2 separate regions of the Homo sapiens genome follow, and region 1 is linked to region 2. Evidence: read pairs that join two places in POLR2A ChIA-PET (ENCODE). Cell type or tissue: Panc1. All regions are shown on one strand. Links, peaks and the distances in the headings refer to the core of each region. The heading gives the core; the rest is flanking DNA.

Region 1 (5,372 bases), core at 78-5,077, 140 kb after region 2:
CAGCCTGGGTGACAGAGCAAGACTCCATCTCAGAAAAAAATAAAAATTAAAAATAAATAAATAAATAAGAGAAATGGGATTTGGAGTGAGGCCAACCCAGTCTCAGTACCGACTCTACCACTTACCAGCTGTACATGTGCCTTATTTTCTCCATTTGCAAAGTGCAGAAAACAGGACCAAGCTTGCAGGGTTGCTGTGAGACATCGCCTGCCAGCCTGACACGTGGTAGGCAGTCATTAGATCAGGGTCTTCCTCCCTCTTTCCCAGAGCCCCCACCTAAGCTCCCTCCCCTCTGGAACCTTGGGACACACACACACCTGTAATCTGAAATAGCAGCTGCTACTTCCCTGACCCTCCTCTGACCCCCAAGGTTGCCCTGTCCTCTATCCCCCCACAGAGTAGTGCCAGGCACAGAACAGATGCTCCAAAGATATGAAAAGAATGAAGGAATGAACGAAGCAGCCACCACCACAGTTTCTCATGGGGCGTGTTCCCCAGAGGCCACGAGCCTCTTTTTTTTTTTTTTTGAGACAGATTCTCACTCTGTCACCCAGGCTGGAGTGCAGTGGTGTGATCTCGGCTCACTGCAACCTCCGCCTCTGCCTCCTGGGTTCAAGTGATTCTCCTGCTTCAGCCTCCCAAGTATCTGGGACTACAGGCACACACCACCATGCATGGCTAATTTTTGTATTTTTAGTAGAGACGGGGTTTCAACATGTTGGCCAGGCTGGTCTGGAACACCTGGCCTCAGGTGATCTGCCCGCCTCAGCCTCCCAAAATGCTGGATTACAGGCGTGAGCCACGGCGCCTGGCCTGGGCCTGGATTCTTGTACATGGCATTAGGGCACCCCTGTGAGTTGCCCCAAGGATCACATGTGCACGACTGTGTCATCTGAGCAAACTCCCCCAAAGGGTGTCTGCATTCCCCACAGCCATTGCTGGTGCTAACAGGACAAGTTCCAAAAAAGAAAAGCTTTTAAAAATGTTTTATTGATTTATGTTTGATTTTTGGTAGAGATGGGGTCTTGCTATGTTGCCCAGGCTTGTCTTGAACTCCTGGCCTCAAGTGATTCCCCTGCCCCGCCGCACCTCAGCCTCCCAAAGTTCTGGGATTACAGGTGCGAGCCACAGTGCCCAGCCTGAAATCACTTTCTAAATTTGCCCTTTTCATCATGTTTTCCTCTTGTAACCGTTTTATGTCACGTGTACCCTGAGGCCCCCTGACAGCCCCCCTTGGGTCCCCTCTGCAGCCTCTTGTGTTATATGTGATCGGAGCACCCCCAGAGCTTCGTCATCCGTGACGAGCACCCGCCCTCTCTCCAGTGGGAATCATCAGCTGATGAATAAGGGCTGATTTCTTCTCAAATGATCACCACCCCCAATTCATTACATTCCAAAGACTGAGCTCAGAATGGCTTATCTGATGCTTGGTGCGGTTGTGCTTTTTTGGAACGCCGTTCATTGAGGACGCAGGTTCTCTCCCGTGTGATGCTCTTGGGCGCAAGCTGTGACGTGGGTTCCACGCTATTCTGTGCCACGTCCTCCCCTGTGATTTTCGCATCTCCGATAACTGCTTGCCTCCGTCTGAGGATTTTCCTCCGCTGGTGCCATTCATTGGGAGTCTCTCTAGTATGAATTATGAGATGAATGGAAATTTTCCCTCATTCATAATATTCAAAGCTTTCCTCTGCCCTGTGAATTCTTTGATATTCTTCCAGAATCCTGACCAAATATTTTGCCATGTGTATCGGGCCAGTAGAGTTTAGGCTTAGAGTCTGCAATTTCCCCAAAGTGGTAACTTTCTTTTTTTTTAAGAGATGGGGTCTTGCTCTGTTGCCCAGGCTGGAATGCAGTGGCATGATTATAATTCACTGCAGCCTTGACCTCCTGGGCTCAAGTGATCCTCCCATCTCAGCTTCCTGAGTAGCTGGGACTACAGGCACACATCACCATACCTGGCTAATTTTTTTTTTTTTTTGAGACGGAGTCTTGCTCTGTCTCCCAGGCTGGAGTGCAGTGGCATGAACTCGGCTCACTACAACCTCCACCTCCCGGGTTCAAGCGATTCTCCTCCTGCCTCAGCCTCCCAAGTAGCTGGGACTACAGGTGCGTACCACTATGCCCAGGTAATTTTTTGTATGTTTAGTAGAGATGGGGTTTCACCATGTTAGCCAGGATGGTCTCGATCTCCTGACCTCAAGATCCGCCCGCCTTGGCCTCCCAAAATGCTGGGATTACAGGTGTCAGCCACCGCGCCCGGCCCCATTGAGGAATTTTAAAATTCCATTTGCTGGAAGAACCAGCCCGTTTTCTGTCTGTTACATGGCTATCTTGAAATAGTCCTGCCTGGAATTGCTTGAACCTGGGAGATGGAGGTTGCAGTGAGCTGAGATCGTGCCACTGCACTCCAGCCTGGGTGATAGAGCGAGACTCCGTCTCAAAAAAAAAAAAAAAAGAAAGAAAGGAAAAAGAATAAGAAAGAAATAGTCCTACCTCCACAGTCCCTTCTTCAGCCTGTCAAAGCCAAAAAGTTTCCCAAGATCCTAAGTCTAGTAGGCAAGAAACACTTCCAATCCCTATTAAAGCCATGTTCATGAGGGAACTCAAGTTTTCTACCCACAGGCACTGGAATTTCTGCTGTGGGAACTGGGGGACGTTCTCGAGCCATGGAAGCCTTGAGGCCGTTCGGACTCAAGAATGTGATGATGCCCTCAGTTTCGTGAGTCTTGTATTCTGGTTTATTTCTGCTCCACTATGTCTGAGGCCTCCTGTTCTCGCAGCAGCTATTGGGGCTGAAATGTCCAAAGTGGCTTTTGCAGTCACGTGACTGGTGCCTCATGTTCTTCCACTTGGTCTCTCTTCCCGACAGAGCAGCCTTGTTGTCTAGTACAGTTATTGGGCTCTGAGAACCCTCTATGGATGCCCTAGGCCATTGCACCATCACCTGTGCTACCCCTGGCCCCTCCATGGAAACCGCTGCCCAGGCAGCTGTGTGACACCATGTGACCCTGCCTCTCTTCCACCCACCAAGTCCCCAAATATACAGTTCACTGGACCAGGATCCCATATAGGCTGGCCAATGATTTTTGAAGTCATCTGGCTCAAAAATTTAGGGAAGTCACCCAGGCCAGCCAATTCCCTTTTGGAAACTGGGGCGGAAAAAGCAGACAGTAGAATTAGTAAGCCACAAGATGTCCTGAGGGCAAGTAGGGCCTGGTCGGACCAGTGTGCTGGCCGAAATTACACTGGAGAAGAAACTTGGCCGTTGAAGCAAAACCAAAATCAGCTATACCATGGAGAAAATCCCCTCATTGTGGAGGGAAAATGAGCTTGGCTTTGGCAAGAGGATAAAGGAGGAGAGGGTGACAACAGAGTTGGGACTCCACAAAAGGCCGAGACAAGCCAACCCTGGGCTGCCTTCTGCCTGTGGGTGTCACTGCTGCCAGTTTGCCGCTCGTTCCCTTGGCTGTCAGTTGGCTTAAAAGTGGGCAGATGACTTAGCTGTGCTGGTGAAACATATGGGGATTCCCGGCCCATGCAGCATGCCGTCCCACTTGCCAGGAGAGGTGGCTCACGCCTGTAATCCCAGCACTTTGGGAGGCCGAGGTGGGCGGATCACCTGAGGCCGGGAGTTCGAGATCAGCCTGGCTAACATGGTGAAACCCCGTCTCTACTAAATATACAAAATTAGCAGGGCATGGTGGCACATGACTGTAATCCCAGCTACTCAGGAGGATGAGGCTGGAGAATCACTTGAACCTCGGAGGCGGAGGTGCAGTGAGCCGGGATGGCGCCACTGCACTCTAGCCTGAGTGACAGAGTAACACTCCGTCTCCAAAAAACAAAAACAAACAAAAAAACAACAAAAATTAGCTGGGCGCAGTGGCAGGTGCCTGTAATCCCAGCTACTTGGGTGGCTGAGGCAGGAGAATCACTTGAACCCGGGCAGCAGAGGTTGCAGTGAGCTGAGATCACGCCACTACATTCCAGCCTGGGCAATAGAGTGAGACTTTGTCTCAACAACAACAACAACAACAAAAGTATGGGGAGATGGCTGGGATCTGGACCATCTTGAGACCATGAGGCAACAAGACCAAGGGGAAAAGCCCACACACTAAGGATGGCAGAGCCTACGTCCTCTATGAGAGCGTTGAGCCACCATACCTATCCTGGACCCCCCACTTCCAGTCTCTGATCTGTAAGTCACGTGTCTTTATTTTCTAGGCAGATTTCTGCTATTGCAGCCTAAAGCATCCCTCACCCCTTCTCAGAAACCCGTGGCTCTTGCTATAACTCCCAGTGGAAAATCAACCTAAGTTTAGACATTAGAAATGGAATTATTGCTTATATGGAAGGAATAAGAATCAGGATTGGTCCTTGCCTACAGAGGAATCCCAGCTCTGAGTCCTAACCCCAAGGCCTAGGGGACACAGACAAGGAAAGAAAGAGATATCTGGGAAAGTTCCAGACATCTTCTTTTTTTTTTTTTTTTTTTTTTTTTTTTTTTTTGTCTCACTGTCGCCTAGGCTGGAGTGCAATGGCACAATCTTGGCTTACTGCAACCTCCGCCTCCCGGGTTCAAGTGATTCTCCTGCCTCAGTCTCCTGAGCAGCTGGAATTACAGGCATGCACCATCACACCCAGCTAATTTTTGTATTTTTAGTAGAGACGGAGTTTCACCATGTTGGTCAGGCTGGTCTTGAACTCCTAACCTCGTGATCCACCTGCCTCAGCCTCCCAAAATGCTGGGATTTCAGGCATCAGCCACCGTGCCCGGCCTCTTTCTGGCTTCTCTAAGCAGAGCGAGGAGCCAGAAATCTGCAAAACCTAACTCACCTCTATTAAGAACTCAATGGGAGAGTTACTGTAGGGAGAGGCAAGAATGTATTTTGGAAGACTTAGAATGCTGGTCCAAGGACAAGGAACGAGGCTGGTAGGAGAGAAGCAATCAGTTGATGAGGATTAGAGAAAGCTTTCTTCTGGTCCGACTTTCGCCAAACAACGCGTTGTGTGTGTGTGTGTGTGTGTGTGTGTGTGTGTGTGTGTGTGTTGCTTCAACACAAGACATATGCCTGATTCTTCCCTTATGAAATGAGAAGCTGAATGCAAGAGCTCTAGCCCGTCCTCTTTAAATCTCTGTTTTTGAAAATATAAAACAAAGATAAACTGGCATCCTCCTAATGTATCTTTGAAATACACATTACTGGCCAGGCGCGGTGGCTCACGCCTGTAATCCCAGCACTTTGGGAGGCCTACGTGGGCGGATCACGAGGTCAGGAGATCAAGACCATCCTGGCTAACACGGTGAAACGCTGTCTCTACTAAAAATACAAAAAATTAGCTGAGCGTGGTGGCGGGCGCCTGTAGTCCCA
Region 2 (5,372 bases), core at 194-5,193:
CTTATATACAGAAGGTGCTCCATAAATGCATGCTCAGCCTTTGTCTGTGAGCACAGCCCAGCCTCTCCCAGAGCCATCCTGGGACTGGTTTTGTCCGAGGGAATGGGAGGGAAGGGCAGAGCAGCCTAGCCCAGCGGCCTTTACCTTACGAGGTTGGCGCAGGGCCCCGGCCACCGGCAGCTCTGGTACACGCGCTGGACCACCGTCTCCGAGCCATTCTGCACCTGGCAGGACACCGTCCGTGTCACTGTGTGATGGCACCAGTGCCTGTGGAGAGAGCAACAGTCACATGAGCCCTGCCTGTTCCCAGAGCTGCCAACTTCGGGTCAGGGGGCCGTGCTGGACAGGGAGGGGCCCCCGCAAACCTGGGGTGGAGGCTCGCTCTCTTGGATGGGGGGCCCACTGAGACCCTCTGTCTCGGTCTGAGGGGAAGAGAGAACACTTGCAACCCTTGGCCACCAAGCCCTGGCATCATTCCCGTCACTGACCACTCAGTGTGGAATTGGTGAGAAAGACTCAGCCCTGCCCGTGGAAATCTCACCCTGGTGGGGAGAGGAGATGACACAGTCCATAGGAACAGCAGGTAACACGTTCCACCACGTGGTGAACACACAAGCTACAGGAACGGAGCAGGGCATCTCGCCCAGCAGGCCCTGAGGCCACCAGCTGAGTAGTGCAAGATAAGTTAGCCAACCGACCAACCGACCAACTGACCAATGTGTGGGGGCCGTGAGAGGGGACGAAGCCAGCAGGGGAAGCAGCGGTGTAACAGGCACAGAGCGGAGAGAGACCACGGCAAGTCTAGAGACTTGCCTGCAATGGGAAGTGGCCAGGCCAGGCACAGTGGCTCACACTTGTAATCCTAGCACTTTAGGAGGCTGAGGCAGGAGGATCTCTTGAGCCCAGGAGTTCAAGATCAGCCTGAGCCACATAGTGAGACCCTGCCTCTACAAAATAAAAATTAAAAAATTAGCCCAGGCGTGGTGGCACACACATGTAGTCCCAGCTACTCAGGAGGCTGGGGCAGGGGATGGCTTGAGCCCAGGATCATAGTGGCTATGATCATGCTACTTCACTACAGCCTGGGCAACAGAGTGAAACCCTGAAGAGAGGAGGAGAGGAAGGGAGAAGAGGGGAGGGGAGGGGAGGGGAGGGGAGGGGAGGGGAGGAGGAATGAGAGAGAAAGAGAGAGAGAAGGAGAGAGGGAGGGAGGGAGGAAGGGAAAGAGCCAGAGAGAGAGAGAGAGAGAAAGAAAGAAAGAGCCAGAAGGCTGAAGGAAGGGGAGGAGCCAGGAGAAAGGAAGAGACATGTGACCTGCCGGGCTAGGGAATAAATGCCTTCAGAGTACAAGAAGCAAGGGGCAGCAAGCTTGGGCAGTGGAGAGGAGGAAAGAGGAAGGGACGTACACAAACAATACGGGATCAGGTTAAGGTGCTCCCACCTCCTCCTCCCATCCCCATAGCCTAGAAATTGAAAATTAAAAAATAAGTCCCTGGCCGGGTGGTGGCTCAGCACTTTTGGGGTCCGAGGAGGATGGATCACTTGAGCCCAGGAGTTTGAGACCAGCCTGGGCAACATAGCGAGACCCCATCTCTACAAAAATATTTAAAAATTACCTGTGGTGGCACACGCCTATAGTCCTAGCCACTCAAGAGGCTGAGGCAGGAGTATCACTTGAGCCCAGGAGGTTGAGGCTACAGTAAGCTGTGATCATGCCACTGCACTCTAGCCTGGGTGACAGAGCGAGACCCTGTCTAAAAATAATAATAAAATAAAATAAGAAAAAAAGTCCTCAAGGGCATTGGAAAGAGAGAAGCAATGGGCCAGACATTTGGAGGGGTCCCTAAGAGACAGAAAGTAGATGGGCCCACATTGAAGGCAAAAATCACAGCCAGAAACACACAAAAGAGGACCGGGGCTGAAGCTAGGAGCCACATGGGGGCACAGATGCAGATGAGGAGGTAGAGAGGGACCCAAAGGTGACCATCAGAGAGATTGGTTAGGGGACCACCATAGAAAGAGCTGGACAGGTAGGACCCGGGTCCTTGTCCCTGCTGGTTTCAGGAATCAGGCATTGGAGGCTGAGTGCGGTGGCTCACACTCATAATCCCAGCATTTTGGGAGGCCAAGGTGGGAGAATCGCTTGAGCTTAGGAATTCTAGACTAGCCTGGGCAACATAGCAAGATCCTGTTTGTCTCTACAAAAAGTATATATATACGACTGGGCATGGTGACTCATGCCTGTAATCCCAGCACTTTGGGAGGTCAAAGTGGGCGGATCACCTGAGGTCAGGAGTTCGAGACCAGCCTGGCCAACATGGAGAAACCCTGTCTCTACTAAAAATGCAAAAACAAATAGCCAGGCTTGGTGGCACACACCTGTAGACCCAGCTACTTGGGAGGCTGAGACGGGAGAATCACTTGAACCCAGGAGGCAGAAGTTGCAGTGAGCCGAGATCGCACCACTGCACTCTAGCCTGGATGACAGAGTAAGACTCCATCTCAAGATATAAATATATTATAGATATAGATATCTATAGATATATCTCTATATCTATGTCTAGATATAGAGATATATCTCTATATCTATGTCTAGATATAGAGATATATCTCTATATCTATGTCTAGATATATAGATATACCTGTATCTATAGATATGTAGAGATACATAGATATGATAGTGCCACTGCACTTTGGCCTGGGTGACAGAGCGAGACCCTGTCTCTATTTAAAAAAAAAAAAAAAAGATATTAGGCATTGGATTCACCTGTCCTAAGGTAGGTATGGTCACAGGAGTGGGTGCTGGCTGACCTCAAAAACTGGTGACCTTTCAGTCTTGGGGGATGGAAAAAAGAAAAAAAAAAAAAAGCTTGTGACCTCCAGGAGAAACAGGGTCACTCTCAAAGTCAGACAGATAAATGAATTCTTACACACTCGTTTCCCATTCTTCATCCATACCTCCAGCCCACCAACAGACAAATTCTCAGGAAACAGAAACAAGCTAATGGAAAACCCCAGATACCAAGACTTTCAAATTATTTGAGGAAAAAAGGCCAGTATCATGGAAGAAAGGCACCAACTCAACAGGCAATAAATCACATCCCCTTAAAAAATAGTAAAGCAAATAGATGGAGATAATTTTTTAAAGCATAATTAATGTCCTCAAAGAAATAAGACAATGTATCACTCACTAAAAAATTCTGGCCAGGCATGGTGGCTCACACCCGTAATCCCAGCACTTTGGGAGGCTGAGGCGGGTGGATAGCTTGACCCCAGGAGTTTAGACCAGCCTGGGCAACATGGTGAAACACTGTATCTACAAAAATATACAAAAATTAGCCAGGCATGGTCCCTGACATGCCTGTGGTCCCAGCTACTCAGGAGGCTGAGGCAGGAGGATCGCTGGAGCACAGGAGTTTGAGACTGCAGTGAGCCATGATCGCACCGCTGCACTCCACACTGGGTGACAGAGCAAGACCCTGTGACATACACACACAAAAAAAATGAAATTAAAAAAATGCATTATCTTAGAAGTGAAATGTATGACTATGAAAAACAGAATGGAAACAGCTAAAGGGCAAACCGATGAGCTGCAAATCTAAGCTGTGACCTTTCCCAGTAGCCACTGCAAAAAGAAAAGGAGATGGAAAACAGGCAGAAACAGGCAACAAGGGACCTAGAGGAAGACCAAGGACCAACATCTATATAGTAGTAGCTCTGGAAGGCATGATCAAAAAAGAACAAAGAGAAGCATGTACTTGAAGAAATAACAAGAAAATTTACAAGAGCTGAAGAAAGACATGAGTTCAGGCTGGGTGTGGTAGCTCATGCCTGTAATCCCAGTACTTTGGGAGGCCGAGGTGGGTGGATCACTTGAGGTCAGGAGTGTAGTGGCATGATCATGGCTCACCACAGCCTCAACCTCCTGGGCTCATGCAATCCTCCCATCTCAGCCTCCCAGATAGCTGGGACCACAGGTGTGCGCCAACATGCTGGCTAACTTTTGCATTTTTGTAGAAACAGGGTCTAGCTATGTTGCCCAGGCTGGTCTCAAACTCCTGGGCTCAGGTGATCGTCCCACCTCGGCTTCCCAAAGGGCTGGGATTCCAGGCGTGTGCCACCATGCCCTGCTAAACTCAGGTTTAATAGACATGAAGAACAAGAAAAAAAAATTCCATATAGAGATTTAAATGTATAAGCAAATATTAGGTATAATCTTACATCAAAAAATTTCAAAAATCCTGACTACTGGACAATTTTCTAGGAAAATACATATTACCAGTACTAGCACACTCAAAAATACGTGAAAGGGGTTGGGTGCAGTGGCTCACGCCTATAATCCCAGCACTTTGGAAGGCTGAGGTGGGAGGATCACTTGAGCCCAGAAGTTCCAGACTAACCTGGGCAACACGGCAAGACCCCATCTCTATACAATAAAAAGTAAAAATTAGCCAGGCATGGTGGCACATGCCTGTGGTCCCAGCTACTCGGGAGGCTGAGGCAGGAGGATCGCTTGAGATCAGGGATCAAGGCTGGAGAGAGCTATGATCGCACCACTGCACTCCAGTCTGGATGACAGAGCCAGACCCTGTCTCAAAACAAAACAAAACAAAACAAAAACATGGAAGAAAAGGGAAAGTAGTGAAAAGTTGAGCCCTCTTCTCACAGGCACCAGGAAACCTAGTTTAAAACCAGGTTCTGCCACAAACCTGCTGTATGACTTAGGCAGAGTGATGTCCCTTCTCTGAGCCTCAGTTATATTTAAAATCTAACTTTTAAGGTTATGATGAGGCTGGGCACAGTGGCTCACGCCTGTAAACACAGCACTTTGAGAAACCAAGGCGGGTAGATCATCTGAAGTCAGGAGTTCGAGACCAGTCTGGCCAACATGGTGAAACCCAGTCTCTACTAAAAATACAAAAAATTAGCCGGGCATGGTGGAGGGCGCCTGTAATCCCAGCTACTGGGGAGGCTGTGGCAGAAGAGTCGCTTGAACCTGAGAGGCGGAGGTTGCAGTGAGCCAAGATCGCACCACGGCACTCCAGCCTGGGCGACAGAGAGAGAGACTCCGTCTCAAAAAAAAAAAGGGGGGGGGTTATGATCAGGACTAAATGAACACATCCCAGTCAGTAGTGTGTAAATCATGCAGCATTACCAAAATCAAGGCATCATTCTTAATCAACTGGTTACTTAAACCCTACAAAGGAATCTAACAGCTTAAAGACAGTCCTAGTTTGCAGATGGAAAAGAAAGTCTAAGAGGTTAAACTTCATTGCCCATAGCTACAGCTCAAACCACAGGCTGAGCTGCAAAGGGAGTCTAGTCTTCCTGACCCGAGGACTGGCGGGATCCCACCTACCCAGTACAAACTG

What was found. Peaks named below come from ENCODE experiments on the same cell type or tissue, not always from the same donor. Only the 100,000 strongest peaks of a DNase experiment are listed, where the experiment ranks them.
Region 1: POLR2A ChIA-PET joins it to region 2 with 8 read pairs; 3 of 35 experiments call an interaction of 5 or more read pairs at or near these places.

The regions. Positions count from the first base shown.
Region 1 is chr7:101,274,774-101,280,145 of GRCh38, reverse strand. No RefSeq gene overlaps it. Among named protein-coding and RNA genes, the nearest start is that of LNCPRESS1, 22 kb to the left of the region's middle. In Panc1, for the core only: no CTCF peak of the experiment used is centred there; no DNase peak of the experiment used is centred there.
Region 2 is chr7:101,414,872-101,420,243 of GRCh38, reverse strand. COL26A1 (collagen type XXVI alpha 1 chain) reads right to left here. Exons shown (of 13, transcript NM_001278563.3): 2 at 145-267. Among named protein-coding and RNA genes, the nearest start is that of COL26A1, 55 kb to the right of the region's middle. In Panc1, for the core only: no CTCF peak of the experiment used is centred there; no DNase peak of the experiment used is centred there; H3K27ac peaks cover 588 bases.